Linked DNA regions of Homo sapiens: regions 1, 3, 4 and 5 are each linked to region 2. Evidence: chromatin loops called from intact Hi-C (ENCODE). Cell type or tissue: PC-3. All regions are shown on one strand.

Region 1 (5,000 bases), 160 kb after region 2:
CTGCACCTCTGTCTCCCACCACCATCTTGTTCAACAGCAAGTTGTTAAAACAATTGCATTGATACACAGTTGGAATATTTTAGGTGAGTGAAATAAAAGTATGAAAGGGATAAGTAAGAGGGTAAAGTTTTAAAAATAATGTAATTTAAGCTATGGATCATGTAATTTTCTCAGGCTAGAGAAGAAAATAAAAACAATAGAGGCCAATGACAAAGAAAAATTGAAGAATCAAGGTCCTGGGAGTTTAATGAGGTTTGAAAAGAGACAGAGAGAAGGAACAGAAGTCAGATGGTTTAATGGAAGTTTAGGTTCAAAGAAGAAGATACTAAAGTTGAAGACAGAGGTGCAGCATTTCTAGGCAATGACAATGTCCTCTCGTTTAGTACATGGCATGTCAAGTCTCTCGCTCTTGGTCTAACAAGAAAAGAAGATGTAACACCTCATTGACTCAGATATATCACCTGTTAAACTTCCATCATCCAGAACACAGCCAGCATCAAGAAGGTGAGCAAAAAATGCCTATGAGCAGCAGTGAAAATAGGTGAGAACGTATGCACCAAACTCATGCTGTTTACCTGAATGCTCTTGAAGGAGTAAAACAGAAAAGGTGTTTGGTGCTTTAAAGGAGATAAATTTCAGTTATTTGCAATAGTCACTTCTAGGGAACACTGTGAATCTCCGTGAGACCAAATTCACAGATCTACAGAAAAACAGACTTCAAGATAATGTTATTGGACATTTCTATCATATGGGCACTGAACCAGGTCCTAATATGTTTTATTTCTTGTAATTCTTACAACAGCACCATGGGATCGGTGCTATTGTTTTCCCAATTTAACAGGTGAGAAACTGAAGATTTAAAGGGGTTAGTTTGCTTGAAAATGGTATAGTCTGGATTCAAATCAATTTCCCTAATTCTTGAAGCCATTTCTTTAACTTCCAAGATAAAGAAGCTCTTGTGCATTTCTCTGTTAATGTTTTTTACCCCAAACATATTAATAAGGTTGGTATATACAAATTCAGCCTAAATAGTCACTCAGTAGTAACTGTATGTGCAAAATGACAAAAAAAAAACCTGACATTTTTTTAAGTTGCAAACTTTCTATTTTATATTTCTTCAGGAAAACTGCATTAATAAATGATATATCATAATCATTGGTGATATTAAAAAGGTATTAGATCAACAGGGCTGTTTCCTTGGCAAGATAAGATTAATTCCTTGATGTATTGATTCAATAGTCGATCTCAGCCAAAGATGCAGAATTAAAAAGAGTGTAGAAATGATTGTTTTGTTTCGTTTTGTTTTGTTTGAGACAGAGTCTCACTCTGTCGCCCAGGCTGGAGTGCAGTGATGTGATCCTGGCTCACTGCAACATCCACCTCCCAGATTCAAGTGATTCTCATGCCTCAGCCTCCCAAATAGCTGGGACTACAGGCACACGCCACCATGCCCAGCTACTTTTGGTATTTTTAGTAGAGATGAGCTTTCGCCATGTTGGTCAGGCTGGTCTCAAATTCCTGACCTCAGGTGATCCACCCACCTCAGCCTCCCAAAGTGCTGGGATTACAAGCATGAGCCACTACACCCAGCCTGAGAGGATCTTTACTGTCTCTTTTGGAAAACAGCATACCCAGACTTTTATAAAAAATGAAATGGAAAGAAAATCACAATTCATTATAGTCTAATTTTTTATATTCCTTTATATTAATTAAAAGATTAAGAACTATGAATGATCTGGGTTCAAAGAGACAGCTATTTGTCATTGTTAATGGTATATCAACGTTCTATTTACCAGAATAGCATTTACATCCTTTTCTCCTTCACAAAACTAGAAAGTCCTATAAGATGCAGAGCCACAGAAACTCCTGTGCAGAAACTAGGTGTTATTCAGTATCTTCCCCAAAGTTCTTCTAGTTCACCTCATTTTTATATTGCCACATTTCTAATAATTTAGTCCTGGCTTTTGCAATGAACAGTCTAAATTTGTCAAGCTATAGCATAGAGTAGTTTTCAACTATGGAGAAACATCAATGAACCAAGAAAACTCATTTCATGTGTATTCCAAGTGTCACCACGGAATACTAGATGGGTTACTGGATTGTTAGCTTAGAGAGAGAGAGAGAGAATGGGTGTCACACTGCCAAAATCCAAAATTCCTTTTGCAGAAGCTGCTTGATGTGGTAAAAACCTCAGCTAAAATAAAAGTTCCATTCCCTAATACTAAAACAATCTCTCATTTCAGTAATGTCAGTAATTAATAATCAAATGAACTGTTGGGGACCGTTTGAGTATAGCAAAAAGAAAGGTGATTGTCTCCAATTCAAACTGGTTATTTTGGTATTAAGTGCACATGACCATCAGTAATACATAGGATTTTATATTTGATTTTCATTTAAAAGGCATTTCAGAGATGTTGGGGAGGGGCACATGTGCAGATGTTATACATATTTTAATAGATGATCATGGTACTATTTAAGACTAATTTTCTAAGCCTCAGATTTAATCTTACCATTTTTAAGGAAATTATAATGACCGATGAAATCTCAAAACCATAAAGCAATTTACTGGTTTGTCTATAGGAAGCTGTCTTAGAGCAACACCTAGTGGTTCCTTTGACCCTTCAGATAAACATTTAGGATTAGGAAGGAGCAGTTTTAAAAAGTCTTCCTTTTAAGAAATTTTAAATAAGACACAGATTGTTAGGATAATGTGTGCTCTCTGCTTTCTCATGCTTCTTTAAAGTTGTGTTTAATTTCCATTTTGTACAAGTTTCACCAAAACACTCATCTCTATTAATTTAGTGATTCTATTATGAGGTTAAAAAGGGTCGATGGCCAAAGAAGGTTGGTTATTTTGCATGAAGACATTATTCTATAACCAAAAATGATTCCATGAAAAGCTAGTGGTAAAGAGAGTCTAACTATAAATCTTAAATAACATATGTAACTACAACAGAAAGATTAAGTTTTTTTAATTCAATAGAAACCACAAGTTTAATTTGAATCAAAATACTATTATATGAAGGTCTTTCTTTGAAAATTACTGGGCTTGTTTTATATACTTTGCAGGAAGATTCGAGAAGAAATCTCACAATGATGTGAAAATGTCTTACTCCTCAGAATGTGGTGGTGGGTTTTAAATTCTTTTTTGTCAGGTATTATATTGAAATTTCTTCACCTCTTCCAATAAAGTAATCATAAGTGGGGAAATTCTACTCTAGTCATTTGCGGTGTCTGCGGAGGTCTGCAAGATCACAATCTTCAAATCGATTCGAGAAATGTTGACATTTATACCATTCCCTGGTCGTGTTATAATCATTGTCACCAGCACAAATTCGTGAGGTTTTTATTTTATGTTCCTGTCAAAATCTGTCACAAAAAATGAGACTGAAAATGTTTAATGTTTTATTTGCTCTCTGAGAGATGATAATAACCCCAGCTTCTCTGACCTCCTTGGTGTTTCAAAATTTAGTGGCTGGTTAGTTTTCACTCCTTTTGCAGCCTCGGCAGCCTCTAAAGAAGCCAAATCATCAACCAATCAAAATGCAGAGGACAAAAATGGTTCAGAGCCTTCTCTCCTGCTTGGTACCTGTGTGACATTTCTGTTCTCTCCACAGGCAGGAGGGTTGTTAGGCACATTTAAACCTTTCCTAATGACACCTTTACTATAATGGAGAGCAAGCAACAATAGCACCTCTATCAAACACATCAAAATGTTCAATGGGCTTCATAATCAAAATATCTGATGTTAAAACCAGCAAACGCAGTTTCAAATTGTATGTATGTCACTAAATTCACTACAGTGCCTTACAATGTGTGGCCCAGACAAAGATATCTTCTGTCTCCCTTCCTTTCTCACATAATTGTTTTGTTAAATTATTGCTTACTGAAAATGTTATTGTTCCTTGCTGATGTCCCTTCCTGGCAGGGTTGGCAGAACCAAGGAGGCTGTGCCACTCCCTGCCGTGCTCACAGACGAATGAGATGGCTGACAGGACAGCAATGGGCCTCAAAGGCTGGACCAGAGCCCCAGTCACCCTGTTCCCAGGACCCTGCAGGCACAGATGCTCACCTGAGACCACACCAGTCCCTTTCAATGACTTCACTGAGACACCATGATGACAAAGTAATGCTGCTTCCCATTGTGAAACCTGCAACCTGGAGCAGGCATCGTGGGGGTGCTGGAGCCCTGCCCAGGACTCTATTTATTCTGATTAAATAGGTTTTGCAAAATGGAAAATAAATAAATAAAATGTCAATGCCAGATTCATGGATTTAGCATTTGGACAGATAGGGTAACTGTGTGGACTACTACACAGCAGCTTTATTTTCATGTCGGCTGCTGGAAGGCCCTAACGTCATTGTTAAGGAATCTTTATTGGAAAATGTTATGCCTACCAACATTACCCTGTTCTCTTTAAATACCGAAAAGAGTTTCTTTACCATTCTTCCACCCAGGACTGAATGCCAAACCCCTTCGCTGCCTATCTCATTACAGATTCAGTGGCATCCTTTTAACACTGCCATAGGTCAATTTTCAGGCTAAAAACAGGTGAGTCTATTCTGCGTAGTCCATCAAAAAGTCAACTGAAAACAGTTTCAGGAAGCATAAGAAAAAATTCAATTTTTTCCACTAATTCTTTTGTTATGTACAATAAACTGTTATTTTGACTACATAAAGACAAAAATCAAGACTTTTTTCACAGGTGATTACACTACCAGTGTCATTGATCCTGCTGCTGCCTGTTTACCTCTCCAAGGTGCATTCATTTGCTCTTATTCCAATATATTTTTGGATAAAATTACTGTGACTCAGATATGAAACCATTTTTATTGTAATGTAAATCTAAAGGATAAGCAATGTGAGTTTTCATCCTATTTGCCATAGCCTAGAAATAGACATTTTACCCTAGCATTTTCTTTTATACATAACTCGGCATAGGATACGTAAGTTTAAAAAATAAGATATAAATACAACTGCAATGTCAATTTCCTTATTC
Region 2 (5,000 bases):
GGTATACTTGAGGGTAAAGAACGGGAGGAGGGAGAGGATCAGAAAAAATAACTATTGAATACTAAGCTTAGTGCCCAGGTGATGAAATAATTTGTACACCAAACCCCTGTGACACAGTTTATCTATATAACAAACCTGCTCATATACCCCTAAACCTCAGAGTTTAGAAAAAAGAAATCAAGGCTTTAAATACTTCTGTCCTAATTTAGCTCTTACCTACATAGTTTTAAATTAAACAGGAAAAAGGTATAATATACATTTACTTTTCACAAATTGATATCAAATACATCTTTCGAATCTCATATGGTGCTTTCTAGACCATAGATCAGGAAACCTAATCTCAGTTGGGTTAAGTGACTTATTCAAGGTCTCACACAGCTAGTAGCTGGAGGATCCTGGATCTATCCTAGTGTATCTTAGCTATCGTCCGTAACTTATGCTTTTTCTCACCCTCCCCCCTGCCACCCCAAAGTGTGCTGCATCAACACTGGTTTGCCAACTATTCTTCAGATACATTAAGACAGACAAATCAAACACCCTGCCTATACATACATACACTGTCTTCTGGATTTTCTAACTGATGAGCCAGTAGCTGAAACTGACATACAGATCTTACAGTGTAGATATCTGTATTACGCAATGAAGGACAGAGGTAGAGAGAAGTGGGGAAAACAAAAAAAGCATCAGAGAGACCTGTATTCCTGACATCACAAACCTCAAGTCCTCAGGTGGAGGTTATAAAGGCAGGACCCAAATGCCTGTCAGCTGCAACACATACAGCAACCCAACTGTGCAGGCTGGAAAACAGCAGTGTCACAGTAGACACTGCAGTGAGAGGCAGCCCAGTAGAGCACACTGCACCAGACCAGCGGCTCTCAGCAGGTCTCTGAGTAGCATGGAATATCATCCTACGCCAATGAAAGATCATGGACATTGGCTTTGTGGTTGTAGTGAGGGGATGCCATACTAGGAGGCAGATAACAGTTTATGCGACAAGGAAAGCAGTGAGAACCGCATGATTTTCAGTGGATGCCAGCACGGAGGACTGGCCATGCTCCTGGCCCAAATATATGAATGTCCATGTCAGAGACACCACATGCACAAATACCAGAACCAGATATCCTCCCTGCCATCCAGAGGCTGTTTCTACATCCAGAACTAATTCCAGGGAGAAAGAAGGGAGACGAAATTCTGAATTAATATGCGGATAATGAACATGTTTCTTTTTGGCCATCAGGCAAAATAGAGGTACAAAATAGAGAATACAGTTGTTATAAATGAATAAAGTTTCAGCAGGTACCTTTGAGTACATGACCTGAAGCTTTATAACGTCTACACAAGATGAGTAGTAGTAGTTAATTTCTTTTTAGAAAAAAAAGAAGAGGGCATTTGTCCTCTGAATTTTAAATTAAAGATATTCCATTTCAAATATAAAGAATAAAAATTCTTGCTTCTTAAAGCAGCAATAATCCTTTAAGATCATTTTGCAAAATGCACTATTTCCATATCCCTTAACCAAAATCATAATTTCTTGTTTGAGGAGACATCTAGGTTTCTAACCAACTTTCTTCTATTTACCAGGTTTTAGGACATACCTCATTTCAGACTTGTAAGGCATGTGAAACTTTGTTTCGCAATGTTTCCAAAAAGAAGATCAATATCCTGATGTTGGGATGTGAGAACAGAGAGAGAGATTTGCCACTCCAATATTGCAACATGCCTCCCCCAGCCTTACAAAATAATATGTTTTAAAACTCCATAAGTGGAGATGGTGGGTTGGAAAAATATAACTCATCCATAGATAATATAATACAAAATATGACAGCGAAGCATAAGTCACGGTTCTTTACTTTTTCCTGCCAAAGTAAACTTTATAGATATTTTTATCAAAACAAAAATTGGAGTCAACCCGTGATTGCCATCTTGTGGAGAAGTCCAGCACTACCGTGTCAAAATATGTCCCTGAGGTATTGAAAAACGCCTCTGGAGATTCTTCAGGCACTCCTTCCATTATTTAATAATCTTTGCCGCAAATAAGCTCTGCCTTATAGCTGACCTAAATCCCTCGGGTTATCTCCTGTAGATAAGGGGAGAGCTGCCACCATTTATTGAGCTGTAATGCTTTGCATACTCAGTCAAGTTATCAAACCATGCCGGTGACTTTACTTCTCCAGGTTAAAAAGTTTCATATTATCTGACATTTCCACCTTACTACTGTGTTCCAGCTCTTGAGTTTCCAAACTGTTTAAAACTTGCTCTGCCTGTGTTTTATTTTTTTGGTCACAACTCTGTCTACTCCACTTTGTGAGGCATTTGACTCATTTCTGTGTTATTTGGGGAACACCCCTGAGACCTTCTGCGGGGGCAGTACTGGGTCTGAGGGTTTGGCAGCTTCGATCATCCCTGAAGGCATGCAGAGAGTCCTGTGGGGAGCCCTTACACCTTACACTCCAGCACCTCTGGGCAGTTGCCAAGGGAACCAAATCACGACATGGACATTCCAGAATTACACACATGCAATTAAATCTACCGAATAAGTTCACCAAACAAATATATAATGAAATAATTTTTAAAATTCCAAAACATTGGGCAACTTCCCTTTTTTTTGATCACTCCATTCTGTAATCTTGACTTTGCATTTTAGGAAAGAGTTGTGAAAGATGCTCTTTCTCCCTAACCCACATCCTCTACCACTGGTCATTCAGCAAATCCTATCAGCTCTACTTTCAAAATGAGTCAACTATGACCATTTCTCACCACTCTGACTACCCAGATCGAAGTTCAAGCCAACACCATCTCCTGTTTGGATTTTTGCAGTAGCCTTCTAGCTGATGTCCCTGGTTCTACTCATGCCTCCTGCAGTCTATTCTCAATACACAAGCTGGAGTGACCCTGCTGAGGCACAAGGCAAATCCTATTACTCCCTCCCTTGCTTAAAACCCTCCCACAGCTCCTGTCACTCAGAATAAATGCAACAGCCTTTGCTACGACTGATAAGGCCTTCAGAAAATTGACTCCCATTCTCTCTCTACCTCATCTCCTACACTCTTTCCCAAAGTCACTCTGCCCTCACCATACTGGCCTCCCTGCTGCTCCTCTCACACATCAAACAAACCTGCTCCGGCCTCAGGGCCTTTGCTCTTACTGCTCTCTCTGCATGGAAAAGCCTTTCCCACAATATCCTCATGACTTGCTCCTGCATGGTCTTCAGGTCCTTTCTCAAAAGTAATCTTCTCAGTAAGGCCTTCCTGGAAATCCTACCTAAAATACCATTTCTTCTCTCGTTTAATACCTTGTTTGCTGTATTTTTACTCCTTAGCATTTACATTCTACTAGCAAATATTTTGCTTCTTTTTCCTGTTTATTGTTCTTACAGTTTTTTATTGCTACCATAACAAATTACCACAAACTTAGCTGCTGAAAACAACACAAATCTATCAACTCACAGTTCTGTAGGTCAGAAGTCCAGCGGTCTTTGTTGCTTCTTTTGCTCCAATTCTCAGAAGGCTGAAAGCAAAGTGTCAGGCTGCAGGGCTTTTATCAAGAGTCTCTAGGAAGAATCCACATCCAAACTCATTTCAGTTGTTGGCCAAATTCAGTTCCATGTGATTATAAGACTCAGGCCTCCATCTCCTTTTTGCTTGTCAGTCAAAGTCTTTCTCAACTTCTAAAGGCTGCCTATATTCCTTGGCTCATGGCCGCCTTCAAAGCCATCAAGGGAAAGTCTAGCCTTTCTCAGGCTTTGAATCTCTTTGACTTCCCCTTTTGCCTCATCTCTCCTGCTTTCCTCTTCTGCTGCATCTCTTTGACTCCAGCTGAAGAAATTTCTCTGATTCTCAGGGCTCAAGTGGTTAGATTGGGCCCACCTGGGTAATTCAGGCCCCTCCCTCTATTTTGAAGTTCTTAAGCTTAACTACATCTGCAAAGTCCCTTCACAGCAGTACATAGATTCGTGTCTGATTGAATAGCCAGGAGATAGGAATCTTGGGTACCATTTTTAGAATTCTGCATTGTCAAACTAACTCCCATGTTGTAAGACTACCACAGTAGAATATAAATCCCATGAGGGTGGAAATATTTCAGTTTTGTGCAGTGCTATATCTCCAGCACCTAAAAATAGTGCCTGGGACAAAGTAGACAGAAAACAAATAAATGTTGGATGAATGCATCTAATCCAAGCTTTCTTAATATGAAGATGTGAACTCCGCAAAGTGATGTATAAAATATAAGTAGTGTGCAGACATGAGCACATTGTTTCCAATTCTTAAAATGACAATATCCCCCAGTTTTCCCAAGATAAATCTTGTTTGTGTCTGTTCTCTCAGTGTAATTATTCACCGGACCCCACTTAACCTCTCAAAGTGTCCAGGTTTGTAAGACAAATTACATAATTTTCCTAGATTCTCAAAGGTGTCCATTGTCCAACAAAAGTTTAAATTCTTCTGACCTCATCAAGCTTTTATGCAGGAATGTATTTGAACTTATACAAACAGATTTCTTTATTTTTTCATAAAATATACATCTTCTCCCTTGTAAACATATTTGAAGGACTTTTACAACTAAGACAAAACTCCAAGAAGTACATCCTGACCCTCAAAAGCAACCAATTTACCATCTAACCAAAATTTCACACCACCTCAAATCATAAGAAAAGGCAGTGGATATGAAACAAATATGCAGCACTGAGAATTTGGCCACACTATCTGAGATGTGATACTGTGTCCCATCTGTTCAATGAGATAACAGAGCATCTAGTATATCCTAAAATGTCTTAGAAAAACATGCACTAGGGAATTCTCAGTTTAGAAGATATTTGTAATAATAAGGCCTCAATCGTTTTTTCAAGCCTTGAATATTTAATATGGATGACAAGAAAAATACAGAATATTTTATAACTATGGTTTAAAGTACACACGGAAAATTCCTCAGTTGTCCACAAACCATTCCTTTATTTGTAATACAGTTAAATATTATGGAAGATTAACTTGATTGGGATATCC
Region 3 (5,000 bases), 530 kb before region 2:
AAAAAAAAAAAAAAAAAGAAAAAAAAACCCTATGGGAGGTAATGGGTAATGTTAATTAGCTTGATCATCGTAATTTTACAAGGTATACATATTTGAAATCATGTTGTACACTTTGAATATATACAATTTTATGTTTCAATTATGCCTCAATAAAGCTGGAAAAAGAATAATTTTAGTCATCTCAGTCACTGAAAATTGACTTTCTTTAATAATCTTAAATCATTACAATAATTATTCAAAACTTACATAGAGAAAATTAATAAACACTTGTAGGTTGTATTAGTCCATTTTCACACTGCTATAAAGAACTGCCCAAGACTGGGTAATTTATAAAGGAAAGAGGTTTAATTGACTCATAACTCACCATGGCTGGGGAGGCCACAGGAAACTTAGAATCATGGCAGAAGGCAAAGGGGAAGCAAGGTGGGAGAGAGTGAAGGGGGAAGAGCTCCTTATACAACCATCAGATCTCGTGAGAACTCACTTACTATCAAGAGAACAGCATGGGTGAAACAGCCCCTGTGAATCAATTACCCCCACCTAGTCTCTCCCTTGATATGTGGGGATTATAGGGATTTTGGAGATTACAATTCAAGATGAGATTTGGGTGGGGACGCAAAGACTAACCATATCATGAGTATACATCTGGGTGGAGATTTTGACTTCCCCTTCGTAACAGGTTTGTGAAGCAGAAAGAGCCGTGGACTTGAAGCCACAACAAATTTGGTTTTCAGTCCTGGTCTGACTCCACCACTTGCCTGCCAGCATGAACTTGACCAAATTCATTTTGATCTTATCTGATCTAATATATGAGGTGCCATGTTTTTAATGCTTTTTTAACCTGGTGTCCATAAAGACAACAGACTAACAGACTGGCAGATGACTACTGGCATAGCAAAGGAGAAAAATAATGCCATCCCACTGACCTGAGCCCTGTCTTCTGCAGGTTTTCCCCCATCCTATCCACAACCTGGGAAAATTCTCCCAATCAAATCTTAAAAATAACTTCAACAACAGACAAGATGGCAATGGTAATTGTTGGTGTTGTGTGTAGCGGGGAGGAGGTTAAGGTAGAATTTAGGTGATCAATATTTCAGAATATAGCATTTTAGGATGATGATATGAGAATGGATTTCTTTAGTCCTATTTTAAGGTGGCTCCTATACGTTACATGCTGACAGAAATAACATATGGGTATTAGAAAAAAAAACACATGTTACATAAGATATATGCTAGAAATATTTGTATTTTTGTAGCTGAGTCTTTGAGAGCAGGAATCCCAGAAGATATTTTACTGTAAAACATTAGCTTTCAATAGATTGGACTTGGACTATTATCAAGGTTTAATTGTATTTTACTAAATATTACTGTAAGCATTTTAATTAATATTATAATTGCAATTACTATGAATTTTCTACATTCTTTATATTAGGTGTATTTGTGAATTAACTCTTTCACCTTTTTACTCGTGATTTTAATAAATAATATTTCAAAAGAATGTGCAATTGAAAGAATGAAAGTTAGTACCCAGTAACAACAGAGATTTGGGGACTGAAACTTATTCCTACTATCTTAGAACTTAGAATTAAAAAAAAAACTTGTTAAATAAGAAGACAAGAGCAACGTATTTTGAGAAAGTCATTAAGTTTGGTTTATTTTGTTTAACAAATACAATGTATGTTCTCTTTAGGCACATTTTAGAGATCCCTATATTGTTTCTGACTTTTAAAAGCTAATTGAAATGCCAAAGATTTGAGCATGAAGCATTAATTTCATTTGACCTTTTAAGAAAAAATTATTCTTGTTTATTTTTCAGAAAATGAATTAGTCTTCTCTACCAATCATGTTAGAATGAGCCAGGTGGCAGATTATTTAATATCTTGCCTTTCACCTCTGGAGACTAGGGTTTAAATGTGGCTTAAGAAAACACCCAGAAGTGATTTGTGTACATCTCAAAACCCTTACAACTGGGCTTAAGCAGCAATCACTTGCAGCTGTAGAGATGCTCGTTCAAAAAAGCATCAGAAATGTCATAGGACCAAATCAGGGGATTTCAATAAAGGTATAAAGGCCACTCAGACAATCCATGTGGGATAAAGCTTATCAAAATAATGAACCTAAACGTCTGGAACTTTCCTAGTCAATGAAAAATAGCAAAGGAGCTTCCTCGGCTTTTTTATTTTTTTATTTTTTTTCTAAAAAAAAAAAAAAACAAGGAGAAACAAAGAAAAATGAGTAGTCTCAAGTAGATCAGATTAAGTGGTAAAAGCATCCCTAAAGATATGCAAATTACATTGGTAAGTGAAAAAAAATAATAGTAAAAAGTATAGCTTACTAGTGCCCTCTAGTGTACCTTCTCTTCTGCTTTTTGTGGAATGTGTGTGTGTTTTTTGTTTTTTGGTTTTTGGTTTTTTTTGTAATGTTTTCTAGAGTGTAAGCAGGGGTTCTAACATAAATAAGTTTTAGAACAAGTGAAAACTAAAAAAAAAAGCTGTAAATTACTTAAAAATTAAATATTAACATTATTGGAAAAGATAAAAACAGCCAAACTAATAATATTATTACGTGTATTTGCGTCAATAAACTAACATCATTGTCAAATTAAAGAAAGACTGAAAGACAGAAAAATGATACCATTTCCCCCTCCTCATGGATAGGCAAAACAGCCTTTTCCCTGAAAAATGTTTTGCTTCCCAGTAACTCTGTTTTGCATCCTAATTGTACCATGTGCCAACAAAACAGATTGTTTGCTAATTGATATCATAAAGCAAGACAGCCCAGTGAAGGATGATAATTCTGACTACGGCTAGCAGCAGCTGATGTAGAGCTTGATAGAAATGCTGTCATTTTCAACACAAACTGCCTACAACTGACTTTTCACTGTAAATATAGAGATGTGACAGAAGCCTCACACACCCACCTTTATTTTAAAAAATGAACAGATAATTCTGCTACAATACTCTTGTTACCAGTTCTAGTTTAGCTTGTAGCATTTTAAAGAAACTAAGTTTAGGGATATCATTCAGTCTCTGTACACAGCACTGGGGGACAAGGTAAAACCTTTCATCTATAGTCTATAGTCAGATGTAGGCTCATGAATAACATGTTTGCTTATGGATTTCTAGAGGAGAATAAAATAGCCAGAGCATGAACTATCTATCTATTGAAAATTCACAAGATGTCAATAAATTAGAATATAAAAAGTATATTTTACTTCAAGTATTTATAAATTCAGCCACAGCATATGTGAATAATGAAAATTATTCTCATATTTCTATGCATCTTTCACAGCAAAAATACAATATTGCTTAATGGGACTTAGCCTGTCAGCACAAAGAGTCCTTAAATAAAGAATTTTTCTATGTGAAAACTGATATTTTTAGGCATTAATAAATGTCTAGGGTGAAATTCAATGTGATTCAGCACAGAGCAGCCTTTTGAATGTAGGTCCCTAAAGAACAATGGCTATGCAATGCAAATAATTTAGGCAATATAAAATGAGAAAATAAAGACATTTGGATAGAGAGGGAATGCTGACATGGGATGTGAAGGCTTTTAGTATAGTTCTCAAGGAGAAATGTTGAAGTAAAGGGGTGATGTACCACATGCCATAGTATACAGCAACCTTTGTTCAAAAGAGTAACTATTTGTGGTTTAAAAAACTGAATTATCTTTTCTAGATATGCACTTTATTATAATCTCTCCTCAACCTAACTCTTCATTTTATTTTTCTGCAGAGTGAAATCTGATGTAAAAATAGGTGCATTAGACTCAGAATGTTTATGGTAGAAGAAAACATCAGAGACCATGTAGTCACCCCACTCCCAGACTCCCATTACTTAACAAGTAAGGAAACTAAGGCACATAGAGGTGAAATCAAATGTGTTTAAAATCACACAGCAAGTCAGTAGCAGAGACAGAAGGAAAATAAATCTCTAATATTTTATCCATAGTTTTTCAAAGTAGCTATTTTTCGTGCAATAAAAAGTCCTTTAAAATGTCGTTAAAATGGCTTAATTTTCTACTTGTTTTTAGCTTTAGTTTCAACAATTTAGTTCTTAAAATGGGCAAAAGAAAAGGGCCAAGGGAACAAACTGCAGAGCGGATTGAAACCCCATCACAATTGATGGCAAATTGTTTTGCAGTCTAAAGTTAATCCTGAAGCAGTAGTTGATGGACTTTTAATTAAGAAACAAACATCTATACATTTGTGAGCCTGTCAATTTACACTTCTAACACTTCTGAGAACCATTAATTGACACAATCTAGGTGTTTGTGAGTAGCTCCACACTTCCATTTATTTTTCTATTTGCTAAAATTCTCTCCTTTTAACCTTAAATTTGTAAAGAAAAATCTGTGAAGATTGTAATTTTATTTATTTTCGCTAAATACAATCTAGCATTATTAATTCAAATGGCTTCTTCCATATATTATTTTAACACTTTACTCAAAGTTTTTGCCTAATCTTCAGACTGTCCTCATCGAATGTCTATCTGGGTCCTGAGGCTGCACGCTCAGATTTCTAAAGTAGGAAGCTGATTTTTTAGCAAACCAGCATATGTCATGGCATCACAGTTGGATCTTTGCCAGTACCAACAACAAACCCAGGAAATTGTTGATCACAGTGTGGCAAATAATACCATGATCACAATGTGGCAAATCACACTGTGGCAAATAATACCGTGACTAAAATCACAGTGTTCACATCTCCCTCTCCTCTCACTAAAGAGCACACTGAGCAGAAGAGAGAAAAAAATGTATGCAGAGTAAAAACAAAAAGGGAGGGAGATTTTGAGTTCCGAGTGTTCAACATCCAATTTCACTTTATGTCAAAGTTATAATCCATGTGACTTTGTTTTCCCTCTCCAGTGAGCATTAGTGCCATTGTGCCATATGCCACTGTTTGGAGCCATGTCTCCCTTAGTTATCCTTTAATTGGCTTGACCTATGGGAAGGATGGCTAGCAACCAAGCTAATTACATAAATCCACTCCAGGCTCT
Region 4 (5,000 bases), 320 kb before region 2:
GCCAAAAGAACAAAGCTGGAGGCATCACGCTACCTGACTTCAAACTATACTACAAGGCTACAGTAACCAAAACAGCATGGTACTGGTACCAAAACAGAGATATAGACAAATGGAACAGAACAGAGCCCTCAGAAATAATACCACACATCTACAACCATCTGATCTTTGACAAACCTGACAAAAACAAGAAATGGGGAAAGGATTCCCTATTTAACAAATGGTGCTGGGAAAACTGGCTAGCCATATGTAAAAAGCTGAAACTGGATCCCTTCCTGACACCTCATACAAAAATTAATTCGAGATGGATTAAAGACTTAAATTTTAGACCTAAAACCATAAAAACCCTAGAAGAAAACCTAGGCAATACCATTCAGGACATAGGCATGGGCAGGGACTTCATGTCTAAAACACCAAAAGGAATGGCAACAAAAGCCAAAATTGACAAATGGGATCTAATTAAACTAAAGAGCTTCTGCACAGCAAAAGAAACTACCATCAGAGTGAACAGGCAACCTACAGAAATGGGAGAAAATTTTTGCAATCTACTCATCTGACAAAGGGAGGATGTACAAAGATTCTGTACATCCAGAATCTACAAAGAACTCAAACAAATTTACAAGAAAAAAGCAAACAACCCCATCAACAAGTGGGTGAAGGATATGAACAGACACTTCTCAAAAGAAGACATTTATGCAGCCAAAAGACACATGAAAAAATGCTCATCATCACTGGCCATCAGAGAAATGCAAATCAAAACCACAATGAGATATCATCTCACACCAGTTAGAATGGCGATCATTAAAAAGTCAGGAAACAACAGGTGCTGGAGAGGATGTAGAGAAATAGGAACACTTTTACACTGTTGGTGGGACCGTAAACTAGTTCAACCATGTGGAAGACAGTGTGGCGATTCCTCAGGGATCTAGAACTAGCAATACCATTTCACCCAGCCATTCCATTACTGGGTATATACCCAAAGGATTATAAATCATGCTGCTATAAAGACATGCACACGTATGTCTATTGCAGCACTACTCACAATAGCAAAGACTTGGAACCAATACAAATGTCCAACAATGATAGACTGGCTTAAGAAAATGTGGCACATATACACCATGGAATACTATGCAGCCATAAAAAAGGATGAGTTCATGTCCTTTGTAGGGACATGGATGAAGCTGGAAACCATCATTCTCAGCAAACTATCACAAGGACAAAAAACCAAACACCGCATGTTCTCACTCATAGGTGGGAATTGAACAATGAGAACACTTGGACACAGGAAGGGGAACATCACACACCTGGGCCTATTGTGGGGTGGGGGGAGGGGGGAGGGATAGCATTGGGAGATATACCTAATGTAAATGATGAGTTAATGGGTGCAGCACACCAACATGGCACATGTATACATATGTAACAAACCTGCACATTGTGCACATGTACCCTAGAACTTAAAGTATAATAAATATATATATATATATATATATATATAAAAATTGTTATGTGATGCATGGCTGTATTTTTAAGCAGTGTGTTTAAATTTATATACACTGTTTTAAGCAAAAGTAGTGTTCTTAAGTTGGAAAATCATATGTTAAATATTAGCTTTTAGTACAATTTATTGTAATGGAAATTTTGACAGGTACTTCTGGTACTTAACCAAATAAGTGATAGTTCCTCTAGGCTACTGCTTACCAAAGGGGCATATACATTACAGTAAACAAAATCATGTGGAGTTCAGATGATCATTCTTAGAAACTTGATTGAATATAGTCTTGTCTTATCTTACTTCAATATTCAACTATTCAGTTCCCTAGGAGAATATCATGAAGTTTAGACCTTCTATGTATTTAAAATAATGCTGAGATATGCTAAATTATATTGCATTAATCCTTTAATAACTATTCCTTCAAAAAGGTGGAGGGAAAGTAGTCTGCTGCCTATTTGTATGGCTTAGTTTATATTTTAACAAACTATAGGTTGGTATGGTCCCCTTCATGAATATGCATATGTGGTACAAAGACATGATATTGACATAAATAATGTAATGATTCATTACTTCTTTTGAAAAATCATCATTCGATTTCTGAAATTAAGCCATTACCTGGTTCCTTCTGGCAGCTACTATTCTAGAGTCTTTCTCTCTCTCTCTCTTTATCACGCCACCACCAGGTGGCCTATATTTCTATGTTTCTTTTCTTCTTTGGGAAGAGGGGAGAAGGATTCTGAGGTTGGGTGCTATGTTACTCTCAGAAACCCTGAATGGTTACCCGCCTATTGGGACTCTACCTGCTTACCTTGTAGAAACTGGTCAATTCTTAAAGGTGAGTGATTTGTTGACCTGTTTGCTTAATTTCCCACATTTCCTTTGTAGTTTTCAGGCATCTGGTGTTTCTCAACTAAAATTAAATATTGTAAAATGTGGCACACAATTGTTAAAATACAAAATAATTTTCTTTCTTTTCTTCAAATATGATGTGAAAGTGGAGTCCTAGACCCTAGGATACCAAATCATTTTCAGTAAATGCTTCACTGTAGTGTATATTAACAGTTGGATATCGCATCCCATTCTGCCAACTTCTAGATGCTGAGGTAGGAAAAGAAGAGGTGCTGAGATTGTAGTGGAACACTCATCAGTGGGGTCAGGGCTCCTGCTGAGATGGCCACTGGGTCTCATGCTCTTGGGTACAGCTGGTGGCAAGTTCCTGTAATCAGAAGCCATCACTAGCAGAAAGACTCTACAGTCATTTTAATCAGTCTTTGGCAAAGCTGGCAGTAAATGTACTAAGTGGATACATTTTCCTGAAAATTGCCACTGTAGCTTTAGTGTTCTGCTTGAATTGAGGCAGCATGATATAATGCAGAATCAGAGAGGATAGAATCAAACATTCCACTGGTTCTCAGCCTACATTTATTCTATAAAATTATTCTGTTTCTTGATCCAGGGAACAGCACTGTAAATTATTCACAAGGTAGATATCCAGAAGGCATATACAGCATATCTGAAGTATTATTTAAATGCACCCTAGAATATTTATACAATAGTAAAGAGTTGAGAAATGAGATATTTTCTGTTTCATTTAAGCAAAATATGCAAGGTTAATTCTATTAAAATTTTAGGGCTTTTTTCAGCTATATGTATGTTATTTAAACTATCTAATGATTCTATAAGGCTTTAATAAAAAACAGCAGCCTCCTCTTCCTCGCTCCTCACCCTACTTCATAACAGCAAAGGTTTTCATCTCTTAGCTAGTGAGCTAGGTACAGGATTCAAGTATTTACCCCATAATTCTAAAGCAACATGTTTATTCTGCTACATCAAGATTTGTTTCCATTTCCTATATTTTCTATTGACTTTCTATTATGGAAGATGGAGATGTACTTCTCCTATGTTTCTGTTCTCACTCACTTCTCCTCCATCCATCTTTCAAAGTATAATTTTGATTAAACCAGCATTCAGTGTTTAAATTATTATTACTATTTTAACATAACTCAGAGATGAGCCATGATAAGTATTAGAATTACATTTCCTGTCTTGTCTGATGTTTTGTTCTTCCTGGGGTTCTTAATTACTTCAGTTTCCCCATTGCCTAGTTTTTTCATCTATCATTCATTTTCCTCCTTAAATGCAAATCTTTTTTCAACTCATTAAAAAACGAGTAATCTCTCAGCTTTTTTCAGTATGGAAACTTGTTCCTTGCTCTACTAAAAACTTATAAAATATACAAAAGATAATAGGAATAACTTTGTGAATACCCATGTACCCACCCACTCTTCAGTTTAAGAAATAAAGTATTACATGAAACGTGGAAGTCTTCATGTTCCTTTCTCTAATATACCCCCATCCACCCATATAACCTTTATCCAAAATTTAGTGGTCATTATTCCTATCTATTGTTTCTCACTTGTTCCATGTATAGAAAACACTAAAGCAAAATATATTACAGTTTGGAATATTTTAAAATATTTTAGAAATATTACTACTGTATACTATACAAATTATTTATTCTTCCTATTTTTTCACTTGACATTTCCATGTTTACAGGATTCGTTTATGTTGACACATGTAATTGTAAGTTACTGACTTCCACTGCTTAACCACTATGTTGAAAATGCATGACTAGTGATAGTAAACATGAAGCCATTTCACTTTGTCTTTTAATGTCACTTGAAATCCTCTGTGCGGTTTATTACTTCCAAGACCAGAAAGAGAAAAATTCTTAAAGATCCTATGATTAAATGGGTACTCTGAGAACTTTAAGACACAGAAACAGTCTCACTTCAGTTTAAAAGATATAGTCATGTACGATTACAAATGTCCAAATTTGATTTAAAATCTAGGTTTCTTCTCTCTTTCAGCTTGCCTTTATATAAAAAAGAAGCTTGCAGCCACCTAGAAAAAAGGATCTGGTACTTTTTAAGCTGTTGATTGTCCCTCTCTCTACTCTGTATCTTTCAAACATAAGGGAAAGTCCAAGAGTTTGCAAAGCTGCTCACCCCAACATATTTGAACAATCCAACCACAGCCAGTAACTTCAACTTTTAGACTTTATATGACCACAGTAATTCCTATTTGTTTGAGCTGCCATTAAATGACATTGTTGGTTGTTACTTGCAACCAAGTATACTTCAAATGATGTGATATACTTTTTAATATTATTAGAGCAATTTATCTGCATCTGTTGTTATAATCATATGGGTTTTTTATTTTTTCTATTTTAATCTGTTACCATGGTGAATTACCTTAAAGGTTTTCTATTGAGAAAATATTTTTGCATTTCTGTGATAAATCTAACTTGTGTATGTACATATGTATCTACATACATAGGTATGTGTATGTTCATATCTATCCATATATATATATATTCTGGCCTCTTACATGATTCCTTCTAAAACTCTTCCTTCTAAACTTAGATATGTACTCAATATTCTCATTTCATCTCATCCTTCATAATTTCCACTTTTTTAAAACTCTATGATTTAAATTCTAATAATTGTGC
Region 5 (5,000 bases), 98 kb before region 2:
TGTAATGTAGTTTTTGTTATTAATGCTACTGTTTTATTGTGGAAAATAAATTGTTAAACTAAAGTTCCCTAATCATCTTTAAAAAGAAAACAGAGAAGGGCTCTCAGCAGTAGTTTTGGCTTGATATTGAGCTTTTATCATATTTTCATCTATTTCCCAAAGGCTATAATTAAGTTCAATTATAATCTATTTTTGGAAGCCTGTCACTCTCATATTTTTAATCTCCTTTAAATCTGAGGTAGCCTGAGCAAAGAGTTAGACCAATTATTAAGTGATTGTGACTAATATTTAGGTTCCCTTGTGGTATTAAATACCAAGCTCTGAAAAAGAAAGTAGCCTCAGATATTTCATCTTGATAGTTCCAAATTTCTGGCATTATATAGTTACAACCACAGAAATGACCTTTCATAGTAAATCCAAACTTACCCTTTATTTTCCTCAAAGCAGTTTTGGCCTGAATAGTCCAGATAAAAGCTTCAACATTTTAACTTCATATTGCCTCTCCACACACTGACACTAATTTAGGAACTGTCTTCTCTATATTCCGTGCCTGAAATTCACTTCATTGATGGAAAGTTGCACATGAAAAACATTTCACTCCTGTCTAAACAAAATCATGAACTTGGAATAAACGAACAGTTTAGTCGTTTAGGTTTTAAATATTTGAAAGCTTATAACTACCTCTCAAAGCAGTAAAGCTATTTAAATCTCTAAATATAGTAATGAGTAATAAACACACACAGTTTGATACTTAATAACCCATATGTACTCTCATTTAAAGTGATTGCATCATAATGAGTTTTGCCTCATAGCAGGGGAAACTTGTCTAAATATATGTCATTGGTATTTCAGATTAAAGTTAGTTTTGCATGAGAATGCCATTGGAGACTGAAAACTATGGATACATTTTACCATGGAAAATATTATCATTATTAAATAATCTTCAATCAGTTTGAACTGTAGAGAGTAGGTCAAAAGGACGCACTACTTTTGCCTATTATTTGCCTGTTTGAAGGCTGCCTAGGCAATCTGCCCAGAGCCCTGCAGCCTAAGAGCCCAAGCTAATTTTGAAAAGCCTAACAAAGCTTTCAGACTCTCAATTCATGTGAGTACAGAAGAGTACAGGTTTTAGCAGACAATTCTGCTCTGATTTTGTACAATTTTACATACTCAGAAAAATAAGCTCTTTTACAGGCTAAGCTGTGTTCTTTTGGAGGGGAAAGTACGCATTTTTTCCAAAGTGTACCTAATAAACAGCTTCATGGGGAAAGAGGTCATCCCTTGACCACCAGTTAACAGATGAACTCTGAGGGTGAGAGTTTCAACCCTACCCACTTTGAAGGAAGCTCAGCTTTCCTTCTGCAAGGCATGTAAAAGGGAAGCCTCTGCTTAAAGCAGGTCAATGGCTTCTGCTTCCCCTTCCTGCCTCTCTTTAAGCCTCTCTGATACAGGCATATATGTCCCCGCCTGTGTGTGCTGGAGAATGACCTTCCCCACTTCACTCCCAGCAGAAAGGCACACGATGTTCTAGTGCTGCCTATGTAACAGTGAGTTTGATGTAATTGAATGGAAAAACTGAGCTATTTCAGCTAAGAAAGATACTTGATGATTTTACATATGAAGGATCAAGACCTCTCATGCTTCTTTTCACAGAGCAACCACTGTCAATTCAAGCTCTTCTGGAAAGTTCCTCTTCTTGACAAAAGGACCATTAGAGATTGTTACTGAGCATCCCTTTTGTGACAGACATTCTACAAACACCCATGGGGGATGAAAGGAGAGATAACACAGGGTCCTGGCTTTCAAGAAGATTATAACCTAAAAGACACATTTCCACAAATAGCTATAAGAAAATGGACACAAGAGAAAGTGAAACCTGCTTTTCACCAAAGTTGATGGAATATTTGAACTTCACCTAAGAGAGTCTTTCATCTTCTGGTCTTAAAATTCTCCAGTGGGAATATTAAAAATATGATTTTAAGTTAAAATGACAAAATAATATTCCAAATTAGCTACGCATACTTAGAACAGATTTGAGGCTGCATTCTATTTGTGTATGTCCTCTTTAGAGGACATTTTCATAAAAGGTTGTCATTGTTCTCCTCAATTCAGCTGGTTGTTACAGCACACTTTTTGTCACTGATTAACTGACACAGAACAGATGCTGTCCAGGCACTTGTCAGTGAATATAACACTGGCCCACTGCAGCAAAACCAACTAAAACTTGGTGGAGATAAATAAAAAGAATATCTTGGGGAATGTGCATTAAACTCATAACTCTAAGTAATAGGGCCCTCTCCCCTTCCATTCCTTATAGGAAATAGAGTTGAGCCATGGAAACCAAGACCAGAAATACAATTGATATGGTTTTGCTATGTTCCGACCCAAATCTCATCTTGAATTGTAGCTTCTGTAATTCCCATGTGTCATGGGAGGGAGCTGGTGGGAGGTAATTGAAACATGGGGTGGGTCTTTCCTGTGCTGTTCTCATGATAGTGAATAAGTCTCATGAGATCTGATGGTTTTATAAACGGGCATTCCCCTGCACAAGCTCTTTTGCCTGCTGCCATTTAAGATGTGCCTTTGCTTCTCCTTTGCCTTTTGCCATGATTGTGAGGCCTCCCCAGGCATGTGGAACTGAGAGTCCATTAAACCTCTTACTTTTATAAATTACCCAGTCTCAGGTATGCCTTTATTAGCAGCATGAGAACAGACTAATACAACAATCAGGCCTCATAAATGGGCTCAAATCTGTGGCTTATCTGTATTTTTCTCTGCATACCTGATTCATGGCTCCCTCTATCTGCAGACCAGCTTCTGCTACTTTGGTTCATAGGGGGGCTAAAGATGCATAGTCTTGACTATACATGACTTTCCTTTATAAGTTCAACCTCCAAAAAAGAGGTTATCACCTCTCTCTCTCTCGTTCTCAATTCCGTAATACCAGGGAAATGGACTATGACTGCTTAAGAGGTGGCTAATTTGTTTCTTGCTGAACTAATAAATTATGGGCAAGGAACAGGATCTAGAGTAAACACCAGCTTAGTTTACCTTGGATCAGATTCCCATCCCTGATCCAACAAAGAGGTCAGGACTATGCTTTGCAAAATTGCTTCTATGAGTTCGCTATTATGTGAATCATGGGAAAGGTAAAGCAACCAAAACATGTATGGGGGAGTGGGAATTAGGATGACAGAACATTCAAGTCCACAATAGATATTCAGGACATACATTTCTATAGAAACTCTAAACTATAGTGTTTAATTGGGTAAATGCCTGCCTACTTGCTAACATCAGCAGTGACCACCCTGAGCAACAAGTCATGGTTGATGCCAGGAAAATCTTTAAGAGAAGCACCCTCAAGATAGTCACTGTGAAGGTGTTGTTGAGGACCTTGTTCGCTATCTCAAGCAAACATACAAGTAACATATTCCTGGTATCTCAGTATTGGGAACAAATGTGTTTTTGTTTTATGAATCCTGGAGTATGTGCAAAAACTCATTGCTCTCTTCACATTTTTACTTGGAAATCCAGAAGTGCTGAGTGTATATTTATATGCATCTTTTGTATTTTCCTCACATTTTGATCCACCTCACTTGTTTATATATATTGTTGCCTATGATCCCTCACTTATTTTAAATATTCTTTTCTTGTGAATTTATGTACATTTTAAGCTATTTCTTCTATCTTATTTAATTAGGTATAGCCTGAAATTTTTGCAAGTTTAGAAAAACTTATTCAGGTTCATGTCTATATCTCAGATAAAACAATTTCTAAAGTGGCCAAGCCATATTATCTTATTAATATAAAAATGCAGGCTGGGTACAGTGGTTCACACCTGTAATCTCAATACTTTTGAAGGCTGAGGCAAGAGAATTACTTGAGTCCAGGGGTTTGAGACCAACCTGGGCAGCACAGTAAGACCGCATCTGTATAAAAATAAAAATAAAAAAAAGCTGGGTATGGTGGCATGTGTCTATATTCACAGCTACCTCAAAGGCTGAGGCAGAAGGATCACTTGAGTCTGGGAAGCCAAGGCTGCAGTGAGCTGTGACTGTGCCACTGCATTCCAACCTGGGTGACAGAGCAAGACCTTGCCTCAAAAATAATAATAATAAAATAATAAAATAAAATAATTGCAAAAATTTTCCCAGGGCTTGCTTAGCAAGTTTCAGGTTATTTTCTGGGTTTTCAGTCCTAATTAGAATTCCTTCTTTTTCTCTGTATTTTCTCATGCTCTGTATGAGCATGCTGTTGTAATTACTGCTTCCTGGTCCCATAAGGCTTCTTCAGGTTTCCTTCCAAAAGTAAATATTAAAAAAAATTCTCACACAGAACTTTCAAAACATACCCAAAAGATACAAAATGAAGAGTAATGCTGTATTTCAAGCAGCTTTCATGTGTCAAGAAAAGAATACCTGCTGGTGTCTTATTCCATAAGGAGCCAGGCAGATACGTGACCCTCCTCTGAAGCACGAACTCTATATAAACTCTCTCAGAATCTCTCTTACCCTACTAACCCCATACCAACTTATTTCTGAAACGCATGTCATTTAGGTTAATTTTATGTGTCAACTTGACTGGACCAGGGTATGACCAGATGTCTGGTTAAACATTATTTCTGAGTGTGTCTGTGAGGGTGTTTCTGGATGAAATCAGCATTTGAGTCAGTGGACTCAGTGAAGTAGACTGTCCTTTCCAGTGTGGTAGTGCATTGTCCAATTCAGTGAGAAGAGAACAAAAGGTGGAGGATTTTGGTCTTTTTTTTCCTTCTTGCCTGCCTTCTTGAGATGGGAAGTTAGTCTTCTCCTGCCCTTAGACTGGGGCTTATACCATAGACTCCCCTAATTCTCAGGCCTTTGGACTTAGACTGGAATTTCACCACTAACTGTCCTAGATCTCCAGCTTACAGATGACAGATTGTAGAACTCCTCAGCCCCCATAATCATATGAGCCATTCCTCATAATAAATCTATCTACCTACCTACCTGTCTTCCTAC

The links. Peaks named below come from ENCODE experiments on the same cell type or tissue, not always from the same donor. Only the 100,000 strongest peaks of a DNase experiment are listed, where the experiment ranks them.
Region 1: a loop joins it to region 2, with 15 times the contacts of the local background. A loop is called at or near these places in 7 of 110 quality-filtered maps.
Region 3: it touches region 2 in a loop (4-fold over the local background); 8 of 110 quality-filtered maps call a loop at or near these places.
Region 4: a loop joins it to region 2, with 8 times the contacts of the local background. A loop is called at or near these places in 8 of 110 quality-filtered maps.
Region 5: a loop joins it to region 2, with 3 times the contacts of the local background. A loop is called at or near these places in 4 of 110 quality-filtered maps.

What each region holds. Positions count from the first base shown.
Region 1 is chr6:104,480,832-104,485,831 of GRCh38, forward strand. The region is part of intron 4 of LOC105377918 (a long non-coding RNA gene); the gene reads right to left. Among named protein-coding and RNA genes, the nearest start is that of HACE1, 380 kb to the right of the region's middle. In PC-3, a CTCF peak has its summit at 2,597 (motif pointing left); no DNase peak of the experiment used is centred here.
Region 2 is chr6:104,323,865-104,328,864 of GRCh38, forward strand. No RefSeq gene overlaps it. Among named protein-coding and RNA genes, the nearest start is that of HACE1, 530 kb to the right of the region's middle. In PC-3, CTCF peaks have their summits at 1,934 (motif pointing left) and 2,134; DNase peaks (open chromatin) are centred at 1,867, 2,557 and 2,717; H3K4me3 peaks cover 466 bases; H3K27ac peaks cover 569 bases.
Region 3 is chr6:103,795,596-103,800,595 of GRCh38, forward strand. No RefSeq gene overlaps it. Among named protein-coding and RNA genes, the nearest start is that of HACE1, 1.1 Mb to the right of the region's middle. RefSeq lists enhancers at 1,989-2,490, 4,061-4,230. In PC-3, a CTCF peak has its summit at 2,348 (motif pointing left); no DNase peak of the experiment used is centred here.
Region 4 is chr6:104,002,132-104,007,131 of GRCh38, forward strand. No RefSeq gene overlaps it. Among named protein-coding and RNA genes, the nearest start is that of HACE1, 860 kb to the right of the region's middle. In PC-3, a CTCF peak has its summit at 2,178 (motif pointing left); no DNase peak of the experiment used is centred here.
Region 5 is chr6:104,226,210-104,231,209 of GRCh38, forward strand. No RefSeq gene overlaps it. Among named protein-coding and RNA genes, the nearest start is that of HACE1, 630 kb to the right of the region's middle. In PC-3, no CTCF peak of the experiment used is centred here; a DNase peak (open chromatin) is centred at 3,102; H3K27ac peaks cover 905 bases.